2 separate regions of the Homo sapiens genome follow, and region 1 is linked to region 2. Evidence: chromatin loops called from intact Hi-C (ENCODE). Cell type or tissue: HCT116. All regions are shown on one strand. Each heading gives the region's core, and the rest is flanking DNA. Links, peaks and the distances in the headings are about the cores only. Region 1 holds the start of LOC105374115 (a long non-coding RNA gene). Region 2 holds the start of LOC101927432 (a long non-coding RNA gene).

The links. A loop is a pair of places that touch in the nucleus more often than their neighbours do. Peaks named below come from ENCODE experiments on the same cell type or tissue, not always from the same donor. Only the 100,000 strongest peaks of a DNase experiment are listed, where the experiment ranks them.
Region 1: it touches region 2 in a loop (2.5-fold over the local background); 3 of 110 quality-filtered maps call a loop at or near these places.

What each region holds. Positions count from the first base shown.
Region 1 is chr3:132,795,717-132,811,144 of GRCh38, reverse strand. It overlaps NPHP3-AS1 (NPHP3 antisense RNA 1), which reads right to left. Exons shown (of 11, transcript NR_002811.2): 5 at 10,778-10,925. LOC105374115 (a long non-coding RNA gene) reads left to right here and starts at 6,430. Exons shown (of 3, transcript XR_924500.3): 1 at 6,430-6,597; 2 at 8,581-8,751. In HCT116, for the core only: a CTCF peak has its summit at 7,110 (motif pointing left); no DNase peak of the experiment used is centred there; H3K27me3 peaks cover 610 bases.
Region 2 is chr3:133,376,725-133,392,152 of GRCh38, reverse strand. TMEM108 (transmembrane protein 108) reads right to left here. Exons shown (of 6, transcript NM_023943.4): 4 at 10,992-12,401; 5 at 1,819-1,973. LOC101927432 (a long non-coding RNA gene) reads left to right here and starts at 10,360. Exons shown (of 7, transcript NR_189054.1): 1 at 10,360-10,490. In HCT116, for the core only: a CTCF peak has its summit at 7,495; DNase peaks (open chromatin) are centred at 7,502 and 8,792; H3K27me3 peaks cover 4,968 bases.

The sequences.
Region 1 (15,428 bases), core at 2,892-10,891, 580 kb after region 2:
CGTGTTACTTCCATCAATAGATGGTAATTCAATATTGTTGCATCCATCAATAGATGAAAGGATAAACAAAATATGGTATATACATACAATGGAATATTATTCAGCCTTAAAAAAAAAGAAATCCTGGCTGGGCGCAGTGGCTCATGCCCATAATCCCAACACTTTGGGAGGCAAGGCAGGCAGATCATCTGAGGTCAGGAGTTCAAGACTAGCCTGGCCAATGTGGTGAAACCCCGTCTCTACTAAAAAATGCAAAAATTAGCTAGGGGTGGTGGCGGATGCCTGTGATCCCAGCTACTCAGGAGGCTGAGATAGGAGAATTGCTTGAACCCAGGAGACAGAGTTTGCAGTGAGTCAAGATCATGCCACTGCACTCCAGCCTGGGCAACAGAGCGAGACTCCATCTCAAAAAAAAAAAAAAAAAAAAAAAAAGAAATTCTGACACATTCTATAACATGGATGAACCCTAAAGACACCATGCTAAGTAGAATATGCCAGCCACAAAAGAACAAATGCTGTATGATTCCTCTTAAATGAGGTCTTATAATAGTCAAAATCATAGAGAAAGAAAGTAAAATGGTAGTTGCCAGGGTTGAAGAATTGGGAAGTTTGTGTTTCATGGTACAGTTTCAGCTTAGGAAAAAAAACGTTCTGGAGATGGGGTGTGGGTGAGGGTTGCACAAAAATGTAAATGCACTTCATTCCACTGAACTGTACACTTAAAATGGTGAAAATGATAAGTCTTGTGTTACATATATTTAGCCACAAAATCTGGCACTTATAGTAGCACTAAAATGTGATTGTGTATCTATATATAATTAAATATATATGTATGGAATAAATTCAGCAAAGACATATATACCAAAATGTATAAAACATTGCTGACAGAAATTAAAGAAGACCTAAGTAAAAGCAGTAAAAAGAATAATGTTGTAACCTCATCCTGCCTGATTTCAAAACTTATTATAAAGGTACAGCAATCAAGACAGTGTGGTATTGGTAGATACAAAAATAGATTAATGGAACAGATTTGAGAGTCCAGAAATAGACCACACATTTATTATATTCAATTGATTTTGAACAAGGAAGTTAAGGTAATTCAATGCTGGTAAATCTGAATAAGTAGTTTGAAAAATATGAACATCCCCTTTATCATTTTTTATTGTGTCTATTTGATTCTTCTCTCTTTTTTTCTTTATTAGTCTTGCTAGCCACCGATCCCACAGAAATACAAACTACCATCAGAGAATACTACAAACACCTCTACGCAAATAAACTAGAAAATCTAGAAGAAATGGATACATTCCTCGACACATACACTCTCCCAAGACTAAACCAGGAAGAAGTTGAATCTCTGAATAGACCAATAACAGGCTCTGAAATTGTGGCAATAATCAATAGTTTACCAACCAAAAAGAGTCCAGGACCAGATGGATTCACAGCCGAATTCTACCAGAGGTACAAGGAGGAACTGGTACCATTCCTTCTGAAACTATTCCAATCAATAGAAAAAGAGGGAATCCTCCCTAACTCATTTTATGAGGCCAGCATCATTCTGATACCAAAGCCGGGCAGAGACACAACCAAAAAAGAGAATTTTAGACCAATATCCTTGATGAACATTGATGCAAAAATCCTCAATAAAATACTGGCAAACCGAATCCAGCAGCACATCAAAAAGCTTATCCACCATGATCAAGTGGGCTTCATCCCTGGGATGCAAGGCTGGTTCAATATACGCAAATCAATAAATGTAATCCAGCATATAAACAGAGCCAAAGACAAAAACCACATGATTATCTCAATAGATGCAGAAAAAGCCTTTGACAAAATTCAACAACCCTTCATGCTAAAAACTCTCAATAAATTAGGTATTGATGGGACGTATTTCAAAATAATAAGAGCTATCTATGACAAACCCACAGCCAATATCATACTGAATGGGCAAAAACTGGAAGCATTCCCTTTGAAAACTGGCACAAGACAGGGATGCCCTCTCTCACCGCTCCTATTCAACATAGTGTTGGAAGTTCTGGCCAGGGCAATCAGGCAGGAGAAGGAAATAAAGGGTATTCAATTAGGAAAAGAGGAAGTCAAATTGTCCCTGTTTGCAGACGTCATGATTGTTTATCTAGAAAACCCCCTCGTCTCAGCCCAAAATCTCCTTAAGCTGATAAGCAACTTCAGCAAAGTCTCAGGATACAAAATCAATGTACAAAAATCACAAGCATTCTTATACACCAACAACAGACAAACAGAGAGCCAAATCATGGGTGAACTCCCATTCACAATTGCTTCAAAGAGAATAAAATACCTAGGAATCCAACTTACAAGGGATGTGAAGGACCTCTTCAAGGAGAACTACAAACCACTGCTCAAGGAAATAAAAGAGGACACAAACAAATGGAAGAACATTCCATGCTCATGGGTAGGAAGAATCAATATCGTGAAAATGGCCATACTGCCCAAGGTAATTTACAGATTCAATGCCATCCCCATCAAGCTACCAATGACTTTCTTCACAGAATTGGAAAAAACTACTTTAAAGTTCATATGGAACCAAAAAAGAGCCCGCATTGCCAAGTCAATCCTAAGCCAAAAGAACAAAGCTGGAGGCATCACACTACCTGACTTCAAACTATACTACAAGGCTACAGTAACCAAAACAGCATGGTACTGGTACCAAAACACAGATATAGATCAATGGAACAGAACAGAGCCCTCAGAAATAATGCCGCATATCTACAACTATCTGATCTTTGACAAACCTGACAAAAACAAGCAATGGGGAAAGGATTCCCTATTTAATAAATGGTGCTGGGAAAACTGGCTAGCCATATGTAGAAAGCTGAAACTGGATCCCTTCCTTACACCTTATACAAAAATCAATTCAAGATGGATTAAAGATTTAAACGTTAAACCTAAAACCATAAAAACCCTAGAAGAAAACCTAGGCATTACCATTCAGGACATAGGCGTGGGCAAGGACTTCATGTCCAAAACACCAAAAGCAATGGCAACAAAAGACAAAATTGACAAATGGGATCTAATTAAACTAAAGAGCTTCTGCACAGCAAAAGAAACTACCATCAGAGTGAACAGGCAACCTACAACATGGGAGAAAATTTTCGCAACCTACTCATCTGACAAAGGGCTAATATCCAGAATCTACAATGAACTCAAACAAATTTACAAGAAAAAAACAAACAACCCCATCAAAAAGTGGGCGAAGGACATGAACAGACACTTCTCAAAAGAAGACATTTATGCAGCCAAAAAACACATGAAGAAATGCTCATCATCACTGGCCATCAGAGAAATGCAAATCAAAACCACTATGAGATATCATCTCACACCAGTTAGAATGGCAATCATTAAAAAGTCAGGAAACAACAGGTGCTGGAGAGGCTGCGGAGAAATAGGAACACTTTTACACTGTTGGTGGGACTGTAAACTAGTTCAACCATTGTGGAAGTCAGTGTGGCGATTCCTCAGGGATCTAGAACTAGAAATACCATTTGACCCAGCCATCCCATTACTGGGTATATACCCAAATGAGTATAAATCATGCTGCTATAAAGACACATGCACACGTATGTTTATTGTGGCACTATTCACAATAGCAAAGACTTGGAACCAACTCAAATGTCCAACAATGATAGACTGGATTAAGAAAATGTGGCACATATACACCATGGAATACTATGCAGCCATAAAAAATGATGAGTTCATATCCTTTGTAGGGACATGGATGAAATTGGAAACCATCATTCTCAGTAAACTATCGCAAGAACAAAAAACCAAACACCGCATATTCTCACTCATAGGTGGGAATTGAACAATGAGATCACATGGACACAGGAAGGGGAATATCACACTCTGGGGACTGTGGTGGGGTCGGGGGAGGGGGGAGGGATAGCATTGGGAGATATACCTAATGCTAGATGACACATTAGTGGGTGCAGCGCACCAGCATGGCACATGTATACATATGTAACTAACCTGCACAATGTGCACATGTACCCTAAAACTTAGAGTATAATAAAAAAAAAAAAAGAAAGAAAAATATGAACATTAGCTGAATTATAAACCTAAATGCAAAAGCTTCTAGTGTCTGCAATGCCAAGGAGAAGGATATGAGTCCTAGTTATCTAGGCCCAGTCAAGACAAAAATAACTAATCCAAGTTTCAACAGCCGTAACTATCAGCACCAAACATGAACAGAACACCCAGGGATGGAGCCTGAAGCTCAAGTGCAAGTGGCAGCTGGGACCAAGCACTCTCTAGCTAAGACCAGAGACGATCCAAGAGAAACTGAAGGGACACTTTTTTTGTCTCTGAGACTATCATGCCACACAAGTGACATTTTTTCTTTATTATACCCAAGTAGCATTTTGGAGAGGAAAAGAGGGATGAAGAAGAAATCTGAGATGCTGAGCATTTACATGAAGGGGCCACGTGGTAGAGTAACAGAAATGGCTACTGCCATCCCTTCTTTGAATCTATGCCCTTTGTAACATGACTTTGAAGCTCCTCCCATTGGGCAAATAATCCAGCAGACTGAATAGCAAGAGCAAAGGCCCTAAGGCAAGAAGGAGCTTAGCCGTGTTGAAGAAACACAGAGAAGGCCAGTGTTGCCGAGAAGAGGGTCAGGGGAGTGATATAAGGTGAAGTCTGAGAGGTAAGACAGCAACAGAACACATATAGCTATAACACATATAGCCTTTCAGACTAGGAAATCCCCTGTTAACAGCAGAAGGATCAAAACGTAAACCATGGTAGCCTGCTCTCCCACCGCTGTGTACAGCTGGACCTATTGTTAAAATATTAAAATGCTTTCATTCCAGTTGGTAAATAGCTATTGTGCTGATCTCCCCAAAGTGTCCCAACAGTTCTGGCCAATGATGCCCCTCCACCAGGACACTAAACCTCCCATGATCCTATAATTTAAGGTTTCAGGGCACATAGAGGCCTCTAACACTCTGATCAAGTGTCATGGCCGTATAAGTGATTAAGGATTTCCAACATCACTCCCAGGCAAAAGGCAGAGCATTTCTTTATCTACATCTTAATGAAATTCTGAACAAGCATTAATTCATTTAATGAATAAATATTCGTTAAACTCCAACTATGGGTCAGGAGGTATCACAGGCATTGAGGATGAGTGAGAGTAAACAAACCAGTTTCTGCCCTCGCAAAGCTTAGAGTGTAGCATTCAGGCAAATTATAGCCTTCAGGTAGCAACTTTTAGGCAGTGGTTCTCAACTTGGACTCCAGAATGCCGGCTGGGTTTGGTGGCTCATGCTTGTAATCCCAGCACTTTGGGAGGCTGAGGCAGGAGGATCACTTGAGGTCAGGAGTTTGAGATCAGCCTGGGCAACATAGCAAGAGCCCATCCCTACAAAAATTAACAACAAATAATGAAAAAGTACTGATGCTTGGGTCCCATTTCCAGAGGGTCTGATTTAATTGCTCTGAGGTGTGGCCAGGACGTTGGAAGTTTTTTAAGTTCCCCAGGTGATTCAATGTGCAGCCAGGGCAAAGAACCTCTCTCTTAGAGACATGTGATCTGATGTGGATAACAGATTGAATTTTTAGTAGAATCTACAGATGTAAACCAACGGTTAAGTTTTCGCTGCATGTTAACTAATAAAAAAAATCAAGATGAAAGTGATTTCCTTAAAGATCTTTGTCAAAGAATGCTAAAGGCTGTCTTTGGAGAACGGTGTTCTGTTAAAAGGGCAGTCCTGACCCAACATTAGCCAAGCCAACTAATTGTATTCTGCCAATATATAGCAGAACTCTGGGCTTTTTGAAATTGAATTCCTCAAGAGAAGGAATTTTAAATATGAACTCTCCTCCTACACCCCCTCCCTCCAGACTAGTACCTTCTCAAACTGCATTCCCCACCCAAAACTAGCTATCAGCCTGAGGAATAGGCATATGCTGAGAACTCCATGCCACAGGTAAGGATGACAGCCCCAGGGGTGAAGAACCAAGACCCAGGGTATTGAGACCACTTTTCAGATAGATTTCTTTACTCTCTGTTTTCCAGTTTCTTCCCTACACTGCTCATCAAGTGGCAAATGTTCAGGATGAAATAGAATCAGAAATACCTCCAAAAGGTTTGACCCAATGGAGAGTCCATGGGAACTATGGGAAGGGAAACATACCTCAAATGCTGGGCTGCAGCATAAGTATTTTCTAGATTCTCTGGGTCACAGAGAGGCAGCAAAGCACATTCTAGGGCAACAAATATGCTCAGTGCTAGCTCTTGATTATTCATTCTAATGAAGGGGAACAATCATGTGGGCTTTCCAAAATAGTGGCTGCTTTTAATGAGTGGTTTGGCTTTGACTCTGGAAATCACCACTAGGTAAATCATAAAAGCACCCAGCAAGTTTGAGCATATTTCAGCTGGGCAGTGTGGAATGTGGCCAGGAATGTGAGACAGAATGTGGCTCAGGATTTCAAAATTCACTGGAAAAAAACTCACAAAACAGAAACATTTCAGTGGAAATAACAGAGTCCTATATTATGATTTAGACAACAAGAATTCTTGCCTCTGATCTATTGTGACCAAGTGTGTCATCTTAGGTAAGTAACTTTTCTGTGCTTTGGTTTCCTCATTTTTAAAATGAGGGCACTGGACTTAAATGCTCTCCAGTAGGATGGCTGGGTAAAATGGAATTTCATATCTCTGTGTGAGAAAGAAAGAAAATGCTGAGATGTAGAGCCTGAAGATTGCTGGGGTGAGAAGGGGAGTAGTCAAATTTGCATTTGGAGCCCAAGACTCTCCTAGAGGAAGGGATCAAGACCCCTACACTTTGTCTCTAAAATTAAAACTAGTCAGGGTGGACTAGGGGTGGCCCTGAGCAAGGCCTGGAGTCAGGAAAGGGCCACGAGATCCTAAGATAAGCCCTTACCAAAGAGAAAACATAGGATCACCAGTCCAGCCTCTGCAGACTTAGGCGTTTGAAAAGGAATGTGCTTTGGGAGCTGTAAGACAGTGCACACTGGGTCTAGACCCAACCCGAGAATCAGATGGCAGATTTGAGTCCTAGAGAAGTGGCTATGTGAGTGAATTGAATCTAATGATGGGAGGCCAGGCCAGGTCTCACAGGAGCCCTCTCCTGGCTGAACTTAACCAAAGGCTGGGGATCTTCTCTCTGGCTCCCTAGAAAAGAACAGTCGTCCAAGGCAGGGTCTACACAAGCAGCTTCCTCTGGAGCCACCAGCTTCTTGTGGGGCATCAGAGACACTCCTGGTGTCTGAGTTGAGACATCAGGATTTGAAATGGAAGTGGCCAGAACTGGCCCTAGGAATATCAGGGGAGGGGGCTCCCAAAGAAAAGCAGTTTCCTGTTCATTTGGCATGTGAGGCTCACGTGTTGCACTTTGGGACCTCTCCTGAGCAGTGCCTTATTTGCATTCCAAACTATAAACTGCGGCACTCTGGTTACAGACCTATAAGAACCCTTAGAACTCTAATATGCTATGATTTTAGTGTATGATTCAAAACAGCACTTAAAGACTGACTTTAATTCAGAGTTAACACATAACTCTATCCATAAGTTTGTAGTCACTGGTACTCCTGTCTAAAAAAATGAGAAGTGCAAACTGAGAATCCATCTAGGATCATTAAATAGCTTAAAATTTACACAGAAGTTGTATCACTGCTAACAATCCATGAATTCCTCTAAGTACAGTTATTAAAGATTGTTAAAGGCCAGGCGCGGTGGCTCATGCCTGTAATCTCAGCATTCTGGGAGGCCGAGGTGGGCGGATCACGAGGTCAGGAGATGGAGACCATCCTGGCTAACATGGTGAAACCCCGTCTCTACTAAAAATACAAAAAAATTAGCTGGGCGTGGTGGTGGGCGCCTGCAGTCCCAGCTACTCGGGAGGCTGAGGCAGGAGAATGGCGTGAACCTGGGAGGCGGAGCTTGCAGTGAGCAGTGAGCGTAGATTGTGCCACTGCACTCCAGCCTGGGCGACAGAGCGAGACTCTGTCTCAAAAAAAAAAAAAAAAAAGATTGTTAAAGTGAAATCTGGGAATACAAAAGATAATTATACAGTTGGATATCTAATCTAAAAGTCTTTCTGATAGAGGGCAGAATTGTGTGTGCAAAATACAAGGGCGTTACGCTGAAATTGATGCGGAAACACATGCTTGCTTTAGTAAAAGATGATCATTACTGTTTAATATTGCCCTAACCAATAAACATCAGCATTGTAAATGGACATACCATCCGACCCAGCAATTTTACTTGTAGACATTTATCCTGATGAAATGTTGCACGTATATACAAAATAAATGTACAAGAATGTTCACTGTTGCAACACGGATAGCAGGGAAAAAATGGGAAGAATTAAAATGCTCAATAATAAGAGATTAGTTAAATAAATTATCAGTAATCCCTATGCTGAAATACCAGAAATAGTCAAATATATCTTTATAGCAAATAAATAATTTTACATTAACTAATGTTTCTATCGCTTACAGTTTGTTTGTTTACCCTACATCTGCTTCCAGGTTTAAAACAAATATATATTGAAGCTAAGCCCTTCTTTGTTTCAGGGAGGTATGGTCGTGAAGAGCACCGATTACAGAAGGAGAATTGCAACTGCTTTGCACCAAAGACAAGAGGCCAAAAGAAAGGCATTCCTCATCTTGAAAGCCTAGTTTTGAAATCCCAGAGCCAAAATTTGGACCCAAAGTGATAGATTTTTGAAAGCCTGCATGTTGAAGGTAAAGCCATTATATTTGGTTAATTCATAAACTTACTTAGGCAAAAAAAAAAAAAAAAAAAAAAAAATCCCTAAATGAATAAGGAGCCAAGAGAGTAATGAGAGCAGTGGAAGGGGTTTCACTCTGATGCCAGTTGCTGTATACTGGGTGAACTTGAACATCAGTGTTCCTAGCCTCTCAGGTCTCTGAGAACAGATAACAAAGTCTAGGTCTTGAAAGTCTAACATGACTCCCAACCCCCACCTCCACTGAGCAAGTCTCCAAAGGGCTGCATTTTCAATATAAGGGTAAACTAGAAATAAACCTAACCCCTAGTTTCTTTTAAAGGAGGCTTTAAAGAAAATTGCCCAGACTCAAACCTTGATGGTGGGAGGAAGGAGAAAAATGTCCCACATGAGCATTCATAATCATGAACCATCCCTTACAGGAATTTACAACAAAATTCCGAAACTTGTAAGCTGATAATTCACAGTAGTTCCAGAGCAGTAGTATCACCAAGGAATTTAATAAAGGCAGATAAACTTTCTTTCTGGAGGAACTCATCTTCATCCTAGGCCTCAAAAAAATTTTCACAGATCAAGAAAAATAAACGGTATAAATAAATAAATTTTTAAAACCATAAAACAACCAAGGAAACAAGGTACCAGGAGAGAGGACCAGAAATAAAATCAGCAGCAAAATGAAATCCATGTAAAACTTCCAATGTTAGAGTCATTATGTAAGTTTTATATTTGAAGGACAAAAGAAAGGCTTGAAAATATGAGGAAAGAAAAAGTAGGCTTGATACTGGAATAAGTCTCTGAGAAGGGCAACTCACCCTGTTCTCATCTGTGGTATAAACCCCAAAGGGGAAAAATAAAACACTTGAATAATCTGGAAAACCCAAAAGTAACCATCTTGTGTGGGGAGCACACAAAGATTTATGTAATATATATTTATCTACCAGTCCTCCAGCTCGCCTCCCCTTAGGCGAGAAGAGTTAGACCCAAGCTATAAATGGAAGCTATTCAAAAACCTCAACACCTGTACATTGGAATGTTTTATGTTACAGTTAGACTTCCATAAATAAGAAAATCAGTTGATGCATGCTGAAATCGAACCATGAGATTTCTTGATTTTTTCTTTCCCTTGTGAGTGCACAAAACCGAAACTAAACAGCAAAACATAACTACCAGGATCTAATAGTTAATGAGAAGATACTGTTTCAGCATACCAGCAATCACATTTCCACTCTATTCATGGAACATGACCAATCCAAATAATAAGGTCAACTACTGCCTTTATGAATAACATTCCAATGTTAGCAGCCTTACCATTGGGTTTATATATATAAGAATCACAATTTTCACAGTTCTTTAAAACCTTGCTATTCAAGCTATGTTCCTTGGATAGCAAAACAGGCATCACCTGATCAAAAAGCAAAATCTGAGCAGCAACTCGGAGGCTCAGGTAGGAGAGCAGCGCTTGAGTCCAGGAGTTTGAGACCAGCCTGAGCAACATAGCAAGACCCTGACTCTACAAAAAAATTAAAAAATTAGTCAGATGTAGTGGCACATGCCTGTAATCCCAGCTACATGAAAGGATGAAGCAGGAGGATTGCTTGAGCCCAGGATTTCTAGGCTGCAGTGTGTTATGATTGTGCCAATGCACTCCAGCCTGAATGACAGAGCAAGACTCTGTCTTTAAAAAGAAAAAAAGAAAGAAAAAAATGTAGACTCTCAAGAGCCACCCCAGAACTACTAAACTAGAACCTGCATTTTAAAAAGATCTTCAGATGATTTGTATGCCTGTTCAAATTTGAGAAGCACTGGTCTAAGTATTCTCACTGTCCTACCTAACAGGTGGTACACATGCTTTTAGAGAAATAAATGTGTATGTATACATTTTTTTAACTTTTCGTTTTGAAATAACTTCAGACTTATGAAAAAGTTGCAAGATAATAACAAGTTTGGCCCCAAATATGTACATCTTCCATACTATAGTACAATTATCGAATAAGAACTGATTCAATAGTATTATTACAGACCTTATTTAAATTTCACCAAATGTCCTACTGATGTCCTTTTTTTGTGGTCCAGGACTCAATCCAGGATGACACATTGCCTTTAGTTATCAAGCCTCCTTAGTCTCATTAATCTGCAACAGCCTAGAGCAGTGCTGTCCAGTTGAACTTTCTGTGATGATGGAAAAATTTTATAACTGCACTGTTCGATACAGTGGCTACTAGCCATACATGTGGCTACTGCAACAAAGAAACTGAATGTTTAAATTGTAATTAATTTTAATTAATGTAAATTTAAAGTTAAATAGAGGATCTTATTGTTTTAACATACAAAACAAATATTTCAGCTGGGAAAACCCAGTTCCAAAATCTCTCTAAAGCAAAGCATAATGAACAGTCCTTTCATAAGCATGCAAGGGGAGCACTTAAACAAGCATAGTCATAATTCTGCTTGGCAGGGCACACAGACTCTTCATTTAGCCCAATCCAGTCTCTCTTACTGCGCCACCTGCCCTATCGCTCCACCACCAGTGCCCCCACTGCCCCACCACGATGAACCCCTCACCATGCCTTGAATGGTACCAGTCAATCACATGGCCAGGCCTTTACTCATGGATGGGTTCCTCTACCACATAGGCAAGGTGACCATGTAATGCATTAATCAGCTGGTGCTCATTTGATCAAGAAAAGGAATGCTGTTAATAATTACATGGAAATAACCTGGACTGTTCTGGGAAAACAGGGACACCCTACTTATGGATCTTTCCCCCCAGGTAAACTCATTTTCTCATGGGCCAAAGACACATGTCCACTTTTAACAGATAAGAATTTTGTGCCAGTTTTCAAAGGGAATGCTTCCAGTTTTTGCACATTCAGTATGATATTGGCTGTGGGTTTGTCATAGATAGCTCTTATTATTTTGAGATACGTCCCATCAATACCTAATTTATTGAGAGTTTTTAGCATGAAGCGTTGTTGAATTTTGTCAAAGGCCTTTTCTGCATCTATTGAGATAATCATGTGGTTTTTGTCTTTGGTTCTGTTTATATGCTGGATTACATTTATTGATTTGCATACATTGAACCAGCCTTGCATCCCAGGGATGAAGCCCACTTGATCATGGTGGATAAGCTTTTTGATGTGCTGCTGGATTCGGTTTGCCAGTATTTTATTGAGGATTTTTGCATCAATGTTCATCAAGGATATTGGTCTAAAATTCTCTTTTTTGGTTGTGTCTCTGCCCGGCTTTGGTATCAGGATGATGCTGGCCTCATAAAATGAGTTAGGGAGGATTCCCTCTTTTTCTACTGATTGGAATAGTTTCAGAAGGAATGGTACCAGTTCTTCCTTGTACCTCTGGTAGAATTCGGCTGTGAATCCATCTGGTCCTGGACTCTTTTTGGTTGGTAAGCTATTGATTATTGCCACAATTTCAGCTCCTGTTATTGGTCTATTCGGAGATTCAATTTCTTCCTGGTTTAGTCTTGGGAGAGTGTATGTGTCAAGGAATTTATCCATTTCTTCTAGATTTTGCAGTTTATTTGCATAGAGGTGTTTGTAGTATTCTCTGATGGTAGTTTGTATTTCTGTGGGATAGGTGGTGATATCCCCTTTATCATTTTTTATTGCGTCTATTTGATTCTTCTCTCTTTTTTTCTTTATTAGTCTTGCTAGTGGTCTATCAATTTTGTTGATCCTTTCAAAAAACCAGCTCCTGGATTCATTAATTTTTTCAAGAGTTTTTTTTTGTCTCTATTTCCTTCAGTTCTGCTCTGATTTTAGTTATTTCTTGCCTTCTGCTAGCTTTTGAATGTGTTTGCTCTTGCTTTTCTAGTTCTTTTAATTGTGATGTTAGGATGTCAATTTTGGATCTTTCCTGCTTTCTCTTGTGGGCATTTAGTGCTATAAATCTCCCTCTACACACTGCTTTGAATGTGTCCCAGAGATTCTGGTATGTTGTGTCTTGGTTCTCGTTGGTTTCAAAGAACATCTTTATTTCTGCCTTCATTTCGTTATGTACCCAGTAGTCATTCAGGAGCAGGTTGTTCAGTTTCCATGTAGTTGACCGGTTTGGAGTGAGTTTCTTAATCCTGAGTTCTTGTTTGATTGCACTGTGGTCTGAGAGACAGTTTGTTATAATTTCTGTTCTTTCACATTTGCTGAGGAGGGCTTTACTTCCAAGTATGTGGTCAATTTTGGAATAGGTGTGGTGTGGTGCTGAAAAAAATGTATATTCTGTTGATTTGGGGTGGAGAGTTCGGTAGATGTCTATTAGGTCCGCTTGGTGCAGAGCTGAGTTCAATTCCTGGGTATCCTTGTTAACTTTCTGTCTCATTGATCTGTCTAATGTTGACAGTGGGGTGTTAAAGTCTCCCATTATTATTGTGTGGGAGTCTCTCTTTGTAGGTCACTCAGGACTTGCTTTATGAATCTGGGTGCTCCTGTATTGGGTGCATATACATTTAGGATAGTTAGCTTTTCTTGTTGAATTGATCCCCTTACCATTATGTAATGGCCTTCTTGGTCTCTTTTGATCTTTGTTGGTTTAAAGTCTGTTTTATCAGAGACTAGTGTTGCAACCCCTGCCTTTTTTTGTTTTCCATTTCCTTGGTAGGGATGCCCTCTCTCACCACTCCTATTCAACATAGTGTTGGAAGTTCTGGCCAGGGCAATTAGGCAGGAGAAGGAAATAAAGGGTATTCGATTAGGAAAAGAGGAAGTCAAATTGTCCCTGTTTGCAGATGACATGATTGTATATCTAGAAAACCCCACTGTCTCAGCCCAAAATCTCCTTCAGCTGATAAGCAACTTCAGCAAAGTCTCAGCATACAAAATCAATGTACAAAAATCACAAGCATTCTTATACACCAATAACAGACAAACAGAGAGCCAAATCATGAGTGAACTCCCATTCACAATTGCTTCAAAGAGAATAAAATACTTAGGAATCCAACTTACAAGGGACGTGAAGGAACTCCTCAAGGAGAACTACAAACCACTGCTCACTGAAATAAAAACGGATACAAACAAATGGAAGAACATTCCATGCTCATGGGTAGGAAGAATCAATATAGTGAAAATGGCCATACTGCCCAAGGTAATTTATAGATTCAATGCCATCCCCATCAAGCTACCAATGCCTTTCTTCACAGAATTGGAAAAAACTACTTTAAAGTTCATATGGAACCAAAAAAGAGCCCACATCGCCAAGTCAATCCTAAGCCAAAAGAACAAAGCTGGAGGCATCACGCTACCTGACTTCAAACTACACTACAAGGTTACAGTAACCAAAACAGCATGGTACTGGTACCAAAACAGAGATATAGATCGCTGGAACAGAACAGAGCCCTCAGAAATAACGCCGCATATCTACAACTATCTGATCTTTGACAAACCTGACAAAAACAAGCAATGGGGAAAGGATTCCCTATTTAATAAATGGTGCTGGGAAAACTGGCTAGCCATATGTAGAAAGCTGAAACTGGATCCCTTCCTTACACCTTATACAAAAATTAATTCAAGATTGATTAAAGACTTAAATGTTAGACCTAAAACCATAAAAACCCTAGAAGAAAACCTCGGCAATACCATTCAGGACATAGGCATGGGCAAGGACTTCATGTCTAAAACACCAAAAGCAATGGCAACAAAAGCCAAAATTGACAAATGGGATCTAATTAAACTAAAGAGCTTCTACACAGCAAAAGAAACTACCATCAGAGTGAACAGGCAACCTACAAAATGGGAGAAAATTTTCACAATCTACTCATCTGACAAAGGGCTAATATCCAGAATCTACAATGAACTCAAACAAATTTACAAGAAAAAAACAAACGACCCCATCAAAAAGTGGGCAAAGGATATGAACAGACACTTCTCAAAAGAAGACATTTATGCAGCCAAAAGACACATGAAAAAATGCTCATCATCACTGGACATCAGAGAAATGCAAATCAAAACCACAATGAGATACCATCTCACACCAGTTAGAATGGCGATCATTAAAAAGTCAGGAAACAACAGGTGCTGGAGAGGATGTGGAGAAACAGGAACACTTTTACACTGTTGGTGGGACTGTAAACTAGTTCAACCATTGTGGAAGTTAGGGTGGCGATTCCTCAGGGATCTAGAACTAGAAATACCATTTGACCCAGCCATCCCGTTACTGGGTATATACCCAAAGGACTATAAATCATGCTGCTATAAAGACACATGCACACGTATGTTTATTGCGCCACTATTCACAATAGCAAAGACTTGGAACCAACACAAATGTCCAACAAAGATAGACTGGATTAAGAAAATGTGGCACATATACACCATGGAATACTATGCAGCCATAAAAAATGATGAGTTCATGTCCTTTGTAGGGACACGGATGAAATTGGAAATCATCATTCTCAGCAAACTATCGCAAGGACAAAAAACCAAACACCACATGTTCTCACTCATAGATGGGAATTGAACAATGAGAACACATGGACACAGGAAGGGGAACATCACACTCTGGGGACTGTTGTGGGGTGGGGGGAGGGGGGAGGGATAGCATTAGGAGATATACCTAATGCTAAATGACGAGTTAATGGGTGCAGCACACCAACATGGCACATATATACATATGTAACTAACCTGCACATTGTGCACGTGTACCCTAAAACTTAAAGTATAATAATAA
Region 2 (15,428 bases), core at 2,978-10,977:
AAAAAAAAAAAAGAAGAGAAGTGGTGGCAGGACCGAGATGGGGCGCTCCAGTGAATAGAGGTTGGGGAAAGGACAGGGAATCAGTAATGGGAGCTGGGGGAGAGCCTGAGAAGGCAGGGCCTCTGCTGCCATGTGACAGTGCCAGTGCTGCACAGATGGAGTAGGATGAGTGCTCGGAATTGGCTGCTGGGTTTAGCGATGTGGAAGCAACTGGTTACTCAAGTAGGGGAGAGGGGTACTAAACTAATATCAGACCAGTAGCATATCACAGCTCTAAAAAGGGTCACAATGAAAAAGCACAGGGAGCTAAGACCACGTGACAGGAGAGCTGAACCCAGCCTGGCAGGTTAAGGAAGGCCTCGCTGAGGAAGTGACATTTAGACTGGGCCCTGCAGCAGGATGGGTTGGAGTCACTGAGGTGAGCAAGTGAAGGGGGTGCTGGGGAGAGCCTGAAGATGTTGTAGGAGAGGCGACAGCCCATGCACACACCTGGAGTGGGTGTGATGTAACCTGGTGCTGTGAAGGAACAAAAAGAAATCCAGTGTGGCTGGAGCTTAGCAAAAGATGGGGAGAGGGGTGTGATGTGAGGCTGGAAAGTTGGCCTGGGTCTAGGTCTACCTTGCAGGTCCTATACAAGACTTTGAACTTTAACTGGAGAGAAATGAGAAGGTTTTAAGCATGTGAGCGATGTGACCACAGTTATGTTTACAAAAGCTCACCTTGGCTGCTCTGGGGAAGGGACCCACACGGGAAGGAGGGGTGGGGTTGCACCTCCACAAGAACTCTTCTCAGCTCTCACTGCCTTACTCAGATGTCTGTTATCTTTCTCCTGGGCCATCTCAATTGCATCCTAGTTGAGCTACCTATTTTTAGTCTGTCTTTCTGTGTCATTCCATCTATTTACTCATCCATCAAGCCATTATTTTCTTTCCTTATCCATTCGCTGATCACATATAGGGTGCTTTCACCAGGCCATCAGCATAATCCTTCTAAAACTGGGTCACCCAAAGATCAAAACTTTCAGTGACTCTCTGCTGCCCCAAACTAGAGTCCCAATGCCATAATACCCCATTAAGGCTGTGTCTAATTGGGCCTTTATCCTTCTTTACTGTTTCACTCTGGCCTCTACGCCACCCTCCGTGTGAGGATGGAAAGAGTATGGATTCTGTGGTTAAAGTCCTGGGTTCAAAGCTCAGCTCACTCACTGACCAGCCAGGTGTCTTGGGCAAATATGCTGACAGTGTATTCTTCTTTCCCTTCAGATCCAGCACGTATCCTCACCTTTCCTCAGGCTACCTCCTCTGCTGGAATGCCTGTTGAAATCCATTAATCCTTCCTAGCATCTGCACTGGGAAGGCTTTCCTCCTTGGGTTTCCACAGCTCTTTGTCTATAACTCGTCTGTGTTTGTGTTTCCCCTAATTGGCTTTGTTTTTGGGTGATGTTGGGGTTTGTCCTCCAGCCACATCTCAGAACCTGAGCCCCTTAGGAGCAAGCTCTCATCTTCATAGTGCCCTGGGAGTGCTCGGCACAAAACAGGTCCTCACTGAGTATTTGTTCACTTGTTCCCAGAAACCAAAAGTCCCAGGAACAGTGCTTCCAAAATTTACTGTGCAGAAAGCACCTGGGGATTCTTGCTAAAACACAGATCCTGGCTCAGTAGGACCAGGGTAGGGCCTACAACCTCTTGGGTGTTATTGATACTGCTGGTCCATGGGCCATACGTTAAGGAGCAAGGCACTCAGAAATGAGCAGATGCCCCATGGCTCTCTTTGGACCTGGTTTCCCTGCAGTGGGGCCAGCACTTTCAAGCTCATTACCTCAGAGGTTTCAAGGGACTGGATCTCCCTGGGCAGCTCCACAGCATGCCTGTTGAAGTAGTCCATGGTGATGGTGTTGTTCCAGTAGCTCAGGTTGTTCTCCGGGTTGGCGGTCTTCTTCTTCCTCTTCATGCAGCACACCGTCAGCAGGACAGCTATGGAGAGAGTGCAAGTCAGAGAGGAGAGGGAGGCAGCAAGGATGGTGCCTGGGTTGCACCACCGAACTGATGAGGAGAGTTCCCAGCTGGAGTAAGTGTATGGTGGGAAAAGGGGCAGGGCATGGTGAACTGTACAAAGTGAGCCTTAATTCCACAGAAGACCTTTACAGCAGAAGTTCACAGAGCAAAATCACGGGGCAGAAGTCTTGAATGCTGATAAAATAGCTTTTCTGGTACTATCATCATCATCATCATCATCAAAAAATCCTGTGTTAATAGTTATATAGGACTTACGTCCCAGGCATGGTTCCAAGGACATAGAAATATTCATTTAATCCTCTATTTAGCCCCATAAAGTCAGTACTGTTAGGATCCCCATTTTACAGATAGGAAAACTGAAGCTCAGAGAGGTAAAGTGATAGGCCCAAAAGCAAACCCAGACATCTGGACTCCAAAGTCTATGGTTTTTTTTTTTCTTTTTTTTTTTTTTTTTGATGGAGTCTAGCTCCGTTGCCCAGGCTGGAGTGCAGTGGCGCAATCTTGGCTCACTGCAACCTCTGCCTCCTGGGATCAAGCGATTCTCCTGCCTCAGCCTCCCAAGAAGCTGGGATATTACAGGTGCCTGCCACCATGTCTGGCTAATTTTTGTATTTTTAGTAGAGACAGGGTTTTGCCATGTTGGTTAGGCTGGTCTCGAACTCCTGACCTCAGGTAATCCGCCTGCCTCAGCCTCCTAAAGTGCTGGGATTGATTACAGGTGTGAGCCACTGCACCTGGCCAGTCTATGCTCTTACCAGCTGATTCCTGCCTTAGATTGATGCAAAAGCCCACCTGCACAGATGGCCTGAGGTGGGCTCCACACAGCTTGACTGAGCACAGTGTGACATGTGACCCTGTCTGTTCATCCCTGAGACTCCCAGGGCCCAGGAGGAAGAATTATGTCTCGATATTGTTGATTAACCATGTGTGAATTGAGTGGCTTGTGAGCAGGGAAGGCTTCTGAGGTCAGAGAGGTGGGGTGGCCTGTCCAGATTCACACTGCAGAAGGGTAACACAAGGACAAGGGTGACAGAGGCCTCTTGGGGAGAAGCCATGAAGTGAGGACTGAGTATATCCTGCCCCAGGTTCATCATCACCAGAGCCTCTGGGGATGAGGAGAGCTGAAGCCAAGAGCCACATCTGACATCCTGGTGGTGCCAACCATCTCTGTGCTGGGGAGTCGGGGTCCCAGGCTGGGCTGTCCAGAGAGGCCAGCACCGGGGGTTGGCAGAGGGCCAGCTCTGTTCGCAGCAGCCTGAGGGTCTGGCCAGCATCAGGGGTGGGTTCATGCCAGGGTGTGGGGCAGTTGCACAAGCTGGCACCTGTATAGGCTGAGACCTCACAGCCCAGAGCCCAGGGCCCTGTAGGCTGCCTGGGGAATTCTGTAGCTTTCTTTCCAGCTGCCAGCCTTGCTGGCCTCTCAACCTGGAAAGGTCTCTGTACAAGGTTAGGAGATAGGGTAAGTTTCTACTTTATCTTATCTGCTTTGATCAAAAAGACTTCTAATTTGCTTTTCAGTCTTCTAGATCCTTTTTAAAAAATCTTTAAAACATAGAAGGAATTTCTGAGTGTTAGGGCTAACGGGGATTTGAGAGATTAGCTGGTACAGAACTTTTCAAATATTGTGGATCTCTTTCCTCTTTCCCTCCCTTCCTTCCAAAAAACCCTTTCTTCAGATGGTTGAAGAGGAAAGGGGCAAGGAGGGGGCTGTGGTGCTCAGCCTGAAACTTGCTAATTCAGGCCGCCTCCTTATTCTAGAGGAAAAACTGTGGCCTAAAGTGCTGGCCGCCTTGCCACAGGTCACAGGTATGTGAGTGGCAGAGCTGGGACAAGATCCCGGGTCCCCTGTCCCCTTCTCTGGTGTCTCTGTTCTTCATTGTCACTACCTTTCACTCTGCTCCTGCAGCTGGCATGGTGAAACACCTGGAGGAGTTCTAGCTGGTGTGACAGAAGCCATAAAGAGGGAACCATCTGGGAAGTGGGAAAAGTGCTGTTTCCTCAGCTCCAGCTCAGTTTTGGTAGAGTTAGAGCTAGAGGGAGGGGAGCAATCAGGACAAACAGAACAGCTCTTCAGTTATCAGCCTGTAGGGGCACATCCCATCATGCCCCACAAAACACTGCCATAGACACAGAACACAGGCTGGCAGGGGAAAAGTGTATCTGTGAGTCAGATTTGTATAGTTTGCACGCCTCTCTAAGGTAGAAAGATATTTGTGCCTCTGATCTACTGAGCAGTTATAAGCAAACAGAATCAAAGTGACAGATGCCATCTTAGGCCTAGTCAATAGGGCAAAAGGGACATCGAATTTAGAATTAGAATCTAGGTGACAATCTATTACTTGCATGACTTGAGTAAGTTACTTAACCTCTCTCAGCGTCAGCTTCCTTGGGAAGATTAAATGCAGTCATACATCTGCCAGCACTTCAAATTGTCCCTGGTGCACAGTAGGTGCTGAAACAAATCAGCCCCTTCCCCCAGCCTACATTCTTATTCTAGAAGGTGGGGCATGGAAACCTAGAGAGGTGAACTTGCTCAAGGCCATGCTGCTAACCTGGGCTGGTAGAGGTTGCAGAATCCAAGTCCTCCGCCCCCGAGTCCAGTGCTCTAACAGCCCATGTTGTTAGAATGCCAGATGCAGAGATCCTGCCCTGCGGGAAGGCCTGGGAGTCAGAACAGAAAGTTCTGCTCCACGCTGTCTTCCCCTCACATGTTCATGCTCCTGGCCTGATTATATTTCTCTCAGGGAGTTTCCAGTGCTTCTCAAACACCATTTCATTTACTTACTGAAAGCCAGCCTGGCTACAGAAAGACCTAGGTTCAAATTGTGACTCTGCCATGTATTCCACCTGGAAAGTCACTTAAGATGAACTTCATAGGCTTGTAATGAGAATTAAAGAGATCATGGATGCAAAATGCCAAACACAATGCCTGACACACAATGGATGCTTAATTAATGACAGTTCTCTTCTTGTTCTCCCAACATCCTCTACAAGAGAGATCTAGAAAGAAAAACTGTGTTATATGACTATTGGGTGGCTCAAGGACAAAGCTCCACCTAGGGGTTAGAACATTCACTATTTCAGTGGTCTCACCTTTCATCCAAGAAAGAAAAGTACAAGTCAGACTTACAGGGTCTCTACTATATTCCCAGCACTGACCCAGGCACTTTGAAGCTTATTTAGCCCACATGATAACTGCCTGAGGAAGGCACTATTGCTCTTCCCATTTTCAGAACAGGTAACTGAAGGTCATAGAAGCTAATAGTATTGATCTTGATCACCCAACTAATTACTGCAACTTGAGTCCAGGTCTTGATGATCTTCAAGTTGATATCCACTATCCTGTATTGTCCTGAACACCGGAGGGTATAGAGATGACATATGCAGAAGCGTTTTGTAAACTGCGCAGCTCTATGCAAACACAAGATGTTAACTGTTCCCTTTCCCATTTAGTTGAAAAGCTTCAACTGCTCTGTTTCTCCTGAGGCAGTAGCCATCAAGACTCTGGAGGAGGTCATGGAGTCCCAATTTCCTTGAGTTTTAAAACAGAGTTGGGAATTAAGCTCTCTTGGGTTCCCAGGAATGTCACTGGGGAGTCATCCATGGCTTGTCAGATGTGTGACAGGAAGAAGAGGGGTCACTCCATTTTCAGATGGAGCCCTGAGTACTGTATTCACATTTGTGGAAGGGCATGCTTTCAGGTGATAGGATCTGCTGTGTGATGAGAAATGGAAATGAAACCCTGCAGGTCCCCTGAGGATTCAACCTTTCAAACAACTATTGAATTGCTCTTTCCCGGGCCTGTTTGAGCAGGCATTGCAAATCTTAAAAACAATAAGATGAATAATCATCACTGTTTGATCACTGCCATTTATTGAGTACCTTCTCCATGGCAGATGCTAAGATAAGACCTAACATGCATCATCTCTGATTTTACAAGTCTTCGAGGTTGCAGCCATGAAAATGCCCTGGTCAGCCATGATTGACCATGACAGGGGTACTAGTGCAGGCCTGTTCCTGCTGGACATGGAACCCCTCTAATGGCTTAAGGACTCCCACTGGCTGGCAGAAACTTTCTTAGAACAACACTGTAGTCTAAGACTCTTCCTACTGAATTCTCTTTCCTTCTCCCTCTCCTTTCATGGGGGTCAGGCCTGCACTGCAGTCTGGGGCTTCCTCTGCCTACTTCAGTTCCTTCCTGAACATTTTACAGGTGTTTCCCCCAATAATTCTCTTATATGCCTAATCCCATCTTGGTGCCTGCATCTCGAAGGAACTAACACAGTGGACAGGAGTCCCATTTTGCAGACAGACACTGGATCAATGATGAAGTTACTTGTGTAAGTCCTACAGCCAACAAATGTTAAGAGCTGGGGTTGTGTGCAGGTATGTTTGATTCCACAAGCCAAGTCTTAGAAGCATACTAGGCTTCCTCTCTAATGATCTATGCAGGCTTAACTGTGAGGACAGGGAGTGATGACACATTTCAGTTTGGCCCCTTTGTTTTGTCGATGAGAAACCTGAGACCAGTGAGGGAAAGGATTCGCCCATGGGTGCCAGTGGGAGGGGTGCACCTGGGCTGTGCACAGCCATTTCCCTCCTTTGGAGGCTGAGGGAGGAGGTCACAGGGAGGCCTCAGGGTATGGAGGGAGGTCAGGCTGGGGGGCTTAGTGTCTGACCCACCAGCCTGGCAGGCGGGAATGTGCCTGTAGAAGCCCACGGCCCTCTTGGGGAGAAGCCATGAAGTGAGGACTGAGTGCTGCCTGGAGGTGCTGGCTGGGATGCACAGGGAAGAGCTGTCAGGGTATGGGTCTAACACTGGAACAGCTGGGGGACATTCCCTGGATATCCCTGCATTGCCTTGAGGCTCTCCCATCCCTGTTTGATCCGTAAGCTCCAAGGAGACATGTTTCCCAGCCATAATGCCTTCTGATCCCAATCTCTTCTACTCTTTTCATTGGCAAGAGTCATTCTCACCCGGGTTTTCTTATATAATAATTATAAACTCATTCAGGGCCTGTGAGTGAAAAGGCACACATATACATTCAGGTCTAATATTCACTGAGCAACCATCAGCACAATGGTATGTGACCTCTTTGAATGCTGCACTAATGCTCCACTGTCTAGAAGGAGGCCAGACTGCTCTGGGGACCAGGTGCAGAGGGTGCCCTCAAGTGTCTAGTGTCAGAGAGAGAGGGGCTACTCCACTTTGGCCAGGGTGAACTTGAGTTGGTGATGACAAACATCTGCAGCTAGTCTATTTTTCTAATCTCACCCTCCAAACAGCCCCATCTTCTTGCAGGGAGGATGGGTGAAGGCATTTTCAAAAATGGACATCACATGTGACAAACAGGCAAAGGACCCTGACAGAGCCACAAAACTGACACGCTCATGAAAACTCAGACCGCTGACAATGGTGAGCGCCGACCAATTCAGCGCCAGGCGTGGAGGCTTCTGGCAAGAGTGGTGGGCTCTGTGCGTCCTGATGGTGGCAGCAGAGACCAGCTTGGGAGCCACCTGGCTCCTCTGCCCTAGCCCATTATGGCCTGAATCCAATCAATTTCAGTTCTCAGCACTTCTGAAAACGTGCGTGGCTTAGAGTGTCTGGCAGGGCTCAGGAGAGAAAAGCATTTCTCAGCCCCGGGACACATATATGCCTCCAGGCACTGGTTGTGGCTTGCAATCTGGGAGGGCAGGTGAACGGACACCCTCCCTCCTTGCACAGGCCTGGGATCTGCCTTACTCAACTCCCACTTCTACCAGGAGCAGAGGATCACCGCTGCCCAGCACCCCGCCCATCTGAATTCTGACTCTGGTGGCTTCAGAGAAGCAAGGTAGGGGCCAGTGCTGGTATGAAATGCCAGATGAGAGGAAACTGATGCATGCACTTTACTCCTGACTCAGAGTGCCTGAAATATCTGGCAAACTGGCAAAGGATGAAACCCTTCTTTGAGGTCTGTAGAGTAGCTTTAAGATAAATGAAGCCACTGAGAAGGTCCAAAACAAGGGGCCCTTAGACGTGGAAGAGGTCTGCTTTCCTGATAACTAGAGTGGTGCTGGGCTATGAAAACAGTCCAAATAGATGAGGATAGTTCCTGAGAGCACAGGGTTCTGAAGCTGGACAAATATTCTTCCACCTTAATGGCCCTCTCACTGGAGCCTTCACAGGGTTAACGATGGTCCCGCAGGAGTTGGGGCCATGACTGAGGACATGGAGCTGATGTGGAGGCAGTCAGGGCCAAGGCAAGAGCCTCCTTGTGTATAGTGGAAACGCAAGACAGACATCAAAGGGAGTGGGGTGTGCGGTTCCCAAGGGGCTACCAGAGTCCACTTTTATTAAAAGTTTGTGTCTTTCTTTAGAAAGTAATATGTTCCATCTCCAGCACCTGAAGGCTCCTTTCAGGGTGCCAGAAGAATCCTCAAGGGACAGTCCCAGGCTGTGTCCTTCCTCCTGTCTTGGCTGACATTTTTATGCATGGTTTAGGCAGCCCATGGGCTTTCCAGCTTTGCAATAAGATCTGATCTAATTTCAAGCTTATACATAACAGAAGGGCTGGGGGAGAAGTAGGAGTTCTTTTAGAATTGCAAAATCCAGGTGGGTGTAGCCTGTGGGGTGCAGGCTATCCAGCTCAAAGAGGGAGGCCCATATCTCAGATTCCCTAATGCTCGGCACAGTGTCTGGCACACAATGGGCACACAGGAAATCCTGCACTGAATCAAACAGATTTTGTATTACCAGATCTAGGCTGACTCACTGTGTGGTCAGGACCTTGGGTCAATCACTTCACCTGGTGACTCACTCCCTACCTGTAAGGTGTGGAGGACAGCTGGAGTCACTGTGGCACCTGTGTGTTTAGCAGTGTGTTTGCTTGTTCCTGCTTTTATGTCTCTGGCTGGTCTAAGATGGAATGATAAAAAAATAACGGAATGCACTTTGTAAACGAGAGCATCCTAGACACATGTAAAGATTGGAAAATTAGAAAGCTGTCTCTACTGTAGTTACTTCTCAGATATGACCAACCATTATTAAGAATTCATTGGCTAATAGGGCTACATTTTCTCATGATCATTCTTCTGTTTTAGAAGTGGGCAACTGCAGTTTTAAGAATAAATGTGTAAATGTGTGTTTTCATGAGAGACAATAAAGCTGTTTTCATTAAGAATGAAATATGCAACTTGCAAACACTTTTACTTTTCTTGAATTGGGTCCTTCAGCAGAAGCAGTTTGCCCAGCCCTGACATGGAAAGTTTACTTTGCTCATCAACCTGAAGGAGACCGAAAGCTATGAGAGGCGGCTCCTGAAAAGAATCTAGACTCCGGATATAAAAAGATCTTGCAACACAAGGCCAAGTGGAAATCATGGTTCGCATTAAAGGCATAAACCTCCTGCACTAACAACCCAGAGCAGGAGGAAAAGCTGGGAGACCTGGCTCAGCAGCCTTCCCTGAGGGAAGCCTTCGGGGCTTTGTTCCTCTTGAGATCAGGGCAAGCCTATGTATGACCTGAAGCCAATACAACCAGCAGAGCTGATGCCAGTGCTGGCTGCCTGAGTGCTACTAAAGAAAGAGTCCACCATCGGCTCCCTCTTCCGTAGCCAGACACAGGTGGAATGCTGTGCTTCCTTTTGGGAGACAAAGCAGAAGCTACCCCAGAGGGGGCAGATGGGAGACAGGCCCAGGCAATGCAGCCCTACAAAGAAGACTTGAAGGGCCGGGGCTGAGCAGCTTGGATGAAGAGAAGGCTGCCTTTCAGAGCTGTTTCAAATGTTTCAGACGTTGCTAGACAAACTAGAGTTGTATGGCTTCAGATGGCACAGCTTAGGGCCATAGAGTGGGAATCACAAGAAGGCAAACTTTAGGCCCCCAGGAGAGCTGGACAACAACCTGGAGGGTCAGAGGAGAATGGGCTGTCCAAGGAGCGGGGATATGAGGGTGGGGCAGTGTGGCCATCCCTGGAAGGGGTAAGGGAGTGGCAGATGGTAACCATTTGGGGTGGGGTGTGGCTGAGGATTCCTGCAAGGCTATCAGAGAAACTCTAAGAATCATAAGAATCAAAGCTCAAGTACATGAGGGAAGACATAATGAAATCCCTAAAGTTCTGAGAGGTTGTACCAGATTCTTTATGGAGAATACAGAGAGAATGCCTCCTGACTCCTCATTCACAGAGTGCCAGGCAGCAGCAAGGAGAAGCTGGTGGCCTTGGGAGGGCAAAAACTAAGGACAAGGTCCACAATGCAATCAGCTCACATCACCTACGAACAAATAAAGTGGGGTGGGGGTGGAGAGTTGCTAGAGTTTACGTAACTCTCAAGCCTTAATTTAGCTGCAAGAACTAGGTTTTTGCCAAAGCTATAGAACTTCCCACCAGATGAAAGCTTTATCTCTTTTTCTTTCTTAGGAGAAGAGAGACAGAAGGAGAGAAGAGGGGCAGGAGGAGAGAAAACACAAGAAAGAGGATGGAAGATAAAGAGGAAGGTGAGGGGTTTGCTAGTTGGAGGCTGTAAATTTTGAAGCATCGACATTGACCTACGGTGTCTTGGTGCCAGGTTGCTAGAGGCATTGGCAGGCTACCTTGAGGCAGAGTGGTGTCATGACAAGGGCACTGGGCTGGAAGACAGCTGCTACAAGCTCTCAGCCCAGCCCTGCCTCTCACTAATTCTGGGATCCTGGGTGAACCATGTCACTGCTAGCTTGGCATTTTTTTTCTGCAAAATGCAGGGTTGGATTAGACTGCCTGTAAGGTCCTCCCCCAGCTCCTGGGAGTTGTGACTTTATGATCAGCAGGCATTCAAGCCATGGCCAGGCAGAGCTGAGGACTAGGGTCAGGGATAACCTGTCCTGATACCTAGTTTCCTGAGATTCTGGGAATTTTTGTAGCCCACTTGGCAAGGATGCCAAATCAGGGACAAAGGAATGCTGGGGTTGAGCCAGTGATGTGGTAGAGGGAGAGGATGGGTGGGAGAGGGCGGCACTTACAGCAGGAGGAGATGGGCACGCTGATGGCCAGGATCACCCAGGCGATATCCATCTTGCTCAGGCAGATGGTGGCTCTGTGCTGCGGTTTGTCCCCCTCGGCCACATGGGAGATGTTCCCTGCTGTCCCAGGCTTCCAGGTCCCGGCGGGGACCAGGCGGTTGAGGAAATTGCCTGTGGCTGTGGATACCACTGTGGAGAGAGGACTGGGCACCCGGTCGGTCATGGTGAGGGTGGCCACAGTCTCCTCCTTGGCTCCAGAAATAGTGCTTTCTGAGACCCTGGAGGGATGGGTTGGAGCTTGTGGGGTTGTGGATGCTCCCTGAGGAATCCCCTGGGAAGGGGCTGAGACACTGGTATCGAAGGCAGCTGGGGTGGGCCCCGTGGCAGCCGTGAAGACCCCAGAGCTGGTAGACAGAGGTCTGCTGGTGCCAGGGGTAACAGTAAGCCAAGAGTCACTATGGCTGGGGCCATCCTGTGGGTCACCGTGGTGGGGGCGCTGAGAAGGCACTGGGGCAGCTTGTGGACTGACAGGGGCACCTGAGGCTGCTGTGGCATCTGGTGTCCCTCCTTGGCTGGTGAAGGTAGAACCACCCCCCTGGGCTGCTCTGCGAAGGCCTGGCTTGTCCTTTGCAGGCCCCAGGGAGGTGGTGGTGGGTGCCCATGAGGTATTGCTGGGCACTGTGGTCGCAGCCACTGTCTGGGGCTGTGGTGAAGAGGAGTAGCCCCAGAGTGGGGTCCTGGGGGTGAGGGTAGAGGGCTCCGGTTCCACAGACCCTGTGAAGTTGCCCTTGTAGATCTGAAAGATTTTCCCCAGGGGCCGCTTCTGCCCCAGAGGTGTGGAGCTTGGATTTCGTCCTCGCTGTCCTTCTTTACTCCTGGAGTGGCCACCAGGTGCAGGCGGGACAGGGCGTGATGAATTACCAGCCCCTTTTCGGGAAGAGCCTGGGGGCCTGGGGGGCCTGCGTGTGGTAGTGCGGGGGGGCGCTGTGGTGGGGCGGCTGGTGGCCCCCGGTGGCTTTGTCAGCAGGATGGTGGGGGCAGCCTGCCCTCGAGGGCGGCCCTCTGGCTTGGAGGATGTGGTTGCCATGGCTGCTGGAGCGGGCCCTGTGGACAGGGAGCTTTCAGAATGGGGGGCGGTTACTGTCGCAGCGATGGTGGAGATGGTGTGCGTAGGAGGGTGCCCCTCTGCACGGGGTGTCGGTGTTGCCATGGGAGCTGCAGCCTGTGAGGGGGGTCCATCGGGATTGGGGGTCAGCATCACCACAGAAGTATGTCTGGTAGAGCTGTGGGGTGCTGTCACCATGGTTCCCGGGGGAGTGCCTGAAGGGAGGACCTGAAGAGATTCCCTGGGAGATGGTTCCTGGATGGCAAATGCCAGCGCTTCGGTCAGTGCCAAGATCAGCAGGAAACCTTGAAAAGGAGACAGAGAGAAGAGGTAAAATACTTGGGGAGCAGCATACAGCCTGGGCCTTTCTTACCTGTGGCCTAGGACAGTGCTGGGAACTCAGGAAACGTCAGGAGCATTCCTGAGCCCACACTAGTGCTCCTACACTGAACCAGAACTGTCTGTGGAGCTGGGGCAGGTCTATTAGGTAGGTGCTGCCTGGTACCTGCTGGAAAGAGAGACCAGCACCAGGGGAAGCAGAGCAGCTACCCTGGCCAGGCTCCTCCTTTCCCACATGCCTCAGAAACGCCATCAGCCCTCCCCACAAGGGCAACTTTTCAGAACAGGCTGGGGCTGGAGGTGTAGAAGGCTTGTGGCCTCCACATCTGCCTCTTCCTCTGCAGCCAGGAGTGGTCAAGGACAGCTTGCCTGTGGGGAAGCCTGTGTGAACTCTGTGTGAGCCACCCCAAGCCAAATGAGGAAGGCCTGGGTGGCAGTATGTACCAACTCTTATGCCCTTTTCTGAATCTTCCATTTATAAACTACACAAAGGTACAAGCAAACAGACCTCTGTCCCTTCAGGACCATTCGCCAAACAATTATGGAGGTTCAACCCTCTCCCTGACCCTGGAGGACACAAAAACGAACAGGGCAGTCTCTGGCCCTGGATAAGCTCGCACATATCCACAAACAATCCTAAAATAAGACAAAGATGTCTCAGTGCCATAGAAGAGTGACAGGCAGAAGAGGACCGGGGTCTAGAGAAGAGCAACCAGACCTGGAGCCCATAAAAGCACTTAGCACAGCCTGGAACAGAAGGTGCCTTCTACAAATGCCGGCTGGTGTCATGGTTGTTATTAACTGCTTTTCCTATGGCATTCATGTGGCTGAACTCTGAAAAATTGTCATTGGTGATATCCAGCCTTTTTGAGTAGAAGGAGCCCTTTTGAACATTAAAAAAAAAAAAAAAAAAAGGATTTTGTATGATAGCCAATGTGCATACTTGCAGTTCAAGAAAATGCACAAGGACAAAAACGTATATGTTTAAAAACATTTCTAGTTATGTGTGGATTTTATCAATCACAATAGCATGTGCCTATTTTTAAAAATGGTACCTCATGCAAGCATGACATGTAGGAGCCGTTGACAACACATGGGTTGGGAAGAGCCTGTCTCTACGGCTGAGGAAGGGCCAACAGTCCTCTGAGGCCTGATTCTGACCTGTTAGCACCTCCTTGTTCATGGATCCCCTTCTTTGTCATCCTCAGGCAGTTCCTTCAGCCCCTGCTAGGCTCCTCTGACTATGGAGAGAGATCTCTGTCTGCGTCTAATTACTCTCTCAGAGCGTCTTTCCTCCATCAGATTCCAGCAGGACAAACGGCCAAAGCAGGGGCCCCAGCTGTGATTCCCAGGTGTCTGATGGAGAAGGCAGGGCCCTGGCGAGAAGCAGAGATGGGGAGGAGATCTCCAGGCATGCCTTTGACACAAGGCCCAGGATCACCGTTTGGTGTGTGGTGGAGCCTGGGCATGGGCCTGTGTCCTCACCCTGCACTTCTAAATTGGTGGGGAGTGGGAGGCTGCGGGGGACTTTAGATTGCACTGAGGCTGTAGCACCCACCAACTCTAGGACCAAAAATTTGCCCTAAACAATCTATTTTTTTCTAAACTTTCATTCATGATCTAGACTAGCGGTCCCCAACCTTTTTGGCACCAGGGACAAATTGTCTTCCACTTGGTTTTGTGGAAGACAGTTTTTCCATGGACTGGAGTTGGTCGGGGGGGGTATGGTTTTGGGATGAAACTCTTCCACCTCAGATCAGCAGGCATTCAATTCTCATCAGGAGCACGCAACCAGATCCATCCCTTGCATGTGCAGTTCACAATAGGGTTTGTGCTCCTATGAGAATCTAATGGTGCCGCTGACCTGACAGGAGGCAGAGCTCTGGCAGTAACGCTCTGGCGGTGATGCTCCGGTGGTGATGCTGGCTCACCGGCCTCCCACCTCTTGTGGTGCAGCCTGGTTCCTAACAGGCCACAGACTGGTACTGGTCTGTGACCCAGTGGTTGGGGACCCCTGATCTAGACCACACACCGACAGCACATTCTGTGTATTCGAGTCAATCCTAAAACCTGTTTACTGAACACTTGCCCTGGCCCAGGCTTTCATGCTTTAATCCATATGACCACTTGGTGGAGCATGAAATTGAGGTTTGGGGAGATTAGGCAACATGTGGAAAGTCACACAGTAGCAGAAGTATGTGAAACAAGGGTTGTCTTTAAAGTGCATGCTTATCCTGGTCAACCACTATCAATGATGCAGAAGGAGGAAGAAGAGGACAGTATGTTGCATCCCAGAAGAATTAATGTGCTGTTATGCTCTGACCTGCTCAGGGTTATTCTGGTGCCCCTATCCTGCCCACAGCTTAACACCAGAGAGACAATCTATTCCTAGGGCTAGTGGTGGTGACCTCCATGTTTTGATGGACATTCCCTTTCAAGTGTCTGTTTAGCTCACAAGTGTTAAGTGTTGTTAAGGACTGACTTATGCACCCCCAAAATCCCTATGTTGAATCCCTAATTCCCAGTACCTTAGAATGTGACTATATTTGGAGATAGGGCTTTCAAAGAGGTAATTAAAGTAAAATGAGGCCAAAAGAGTGGGCCCTAATTCGATCTGACTGGTGTCCTTCTTAAGAAGAGGAGATTAGGACACACAGACATCTGGAGCACGTGTGCACAGAGGGATGATCATGTGAGGACACGGCAGCTAGAGGACGCCATCTGCAAGCCAAGGAGAGAGGACTCGGGGGACTCCAACCCTATTGGCGCCTTGAATTTAGACTTCCATCCTCCTCAAATGTGAGGAAGTACATTTCTGTCTGTGGTATTGTGTTATGGAAGCCCTAGCAAACTAATACACATGCCTTATGTTAAGAGATCCTCTGAAAAAGGAGAGACAGAGACAGGGCTTTTGTGCAGGAAGTTTATACTGGAAAATGATCTGTGGGGTCAGCCGTGGGGGTCTGAGATTAGTGAAACAGGGAAAACCAATC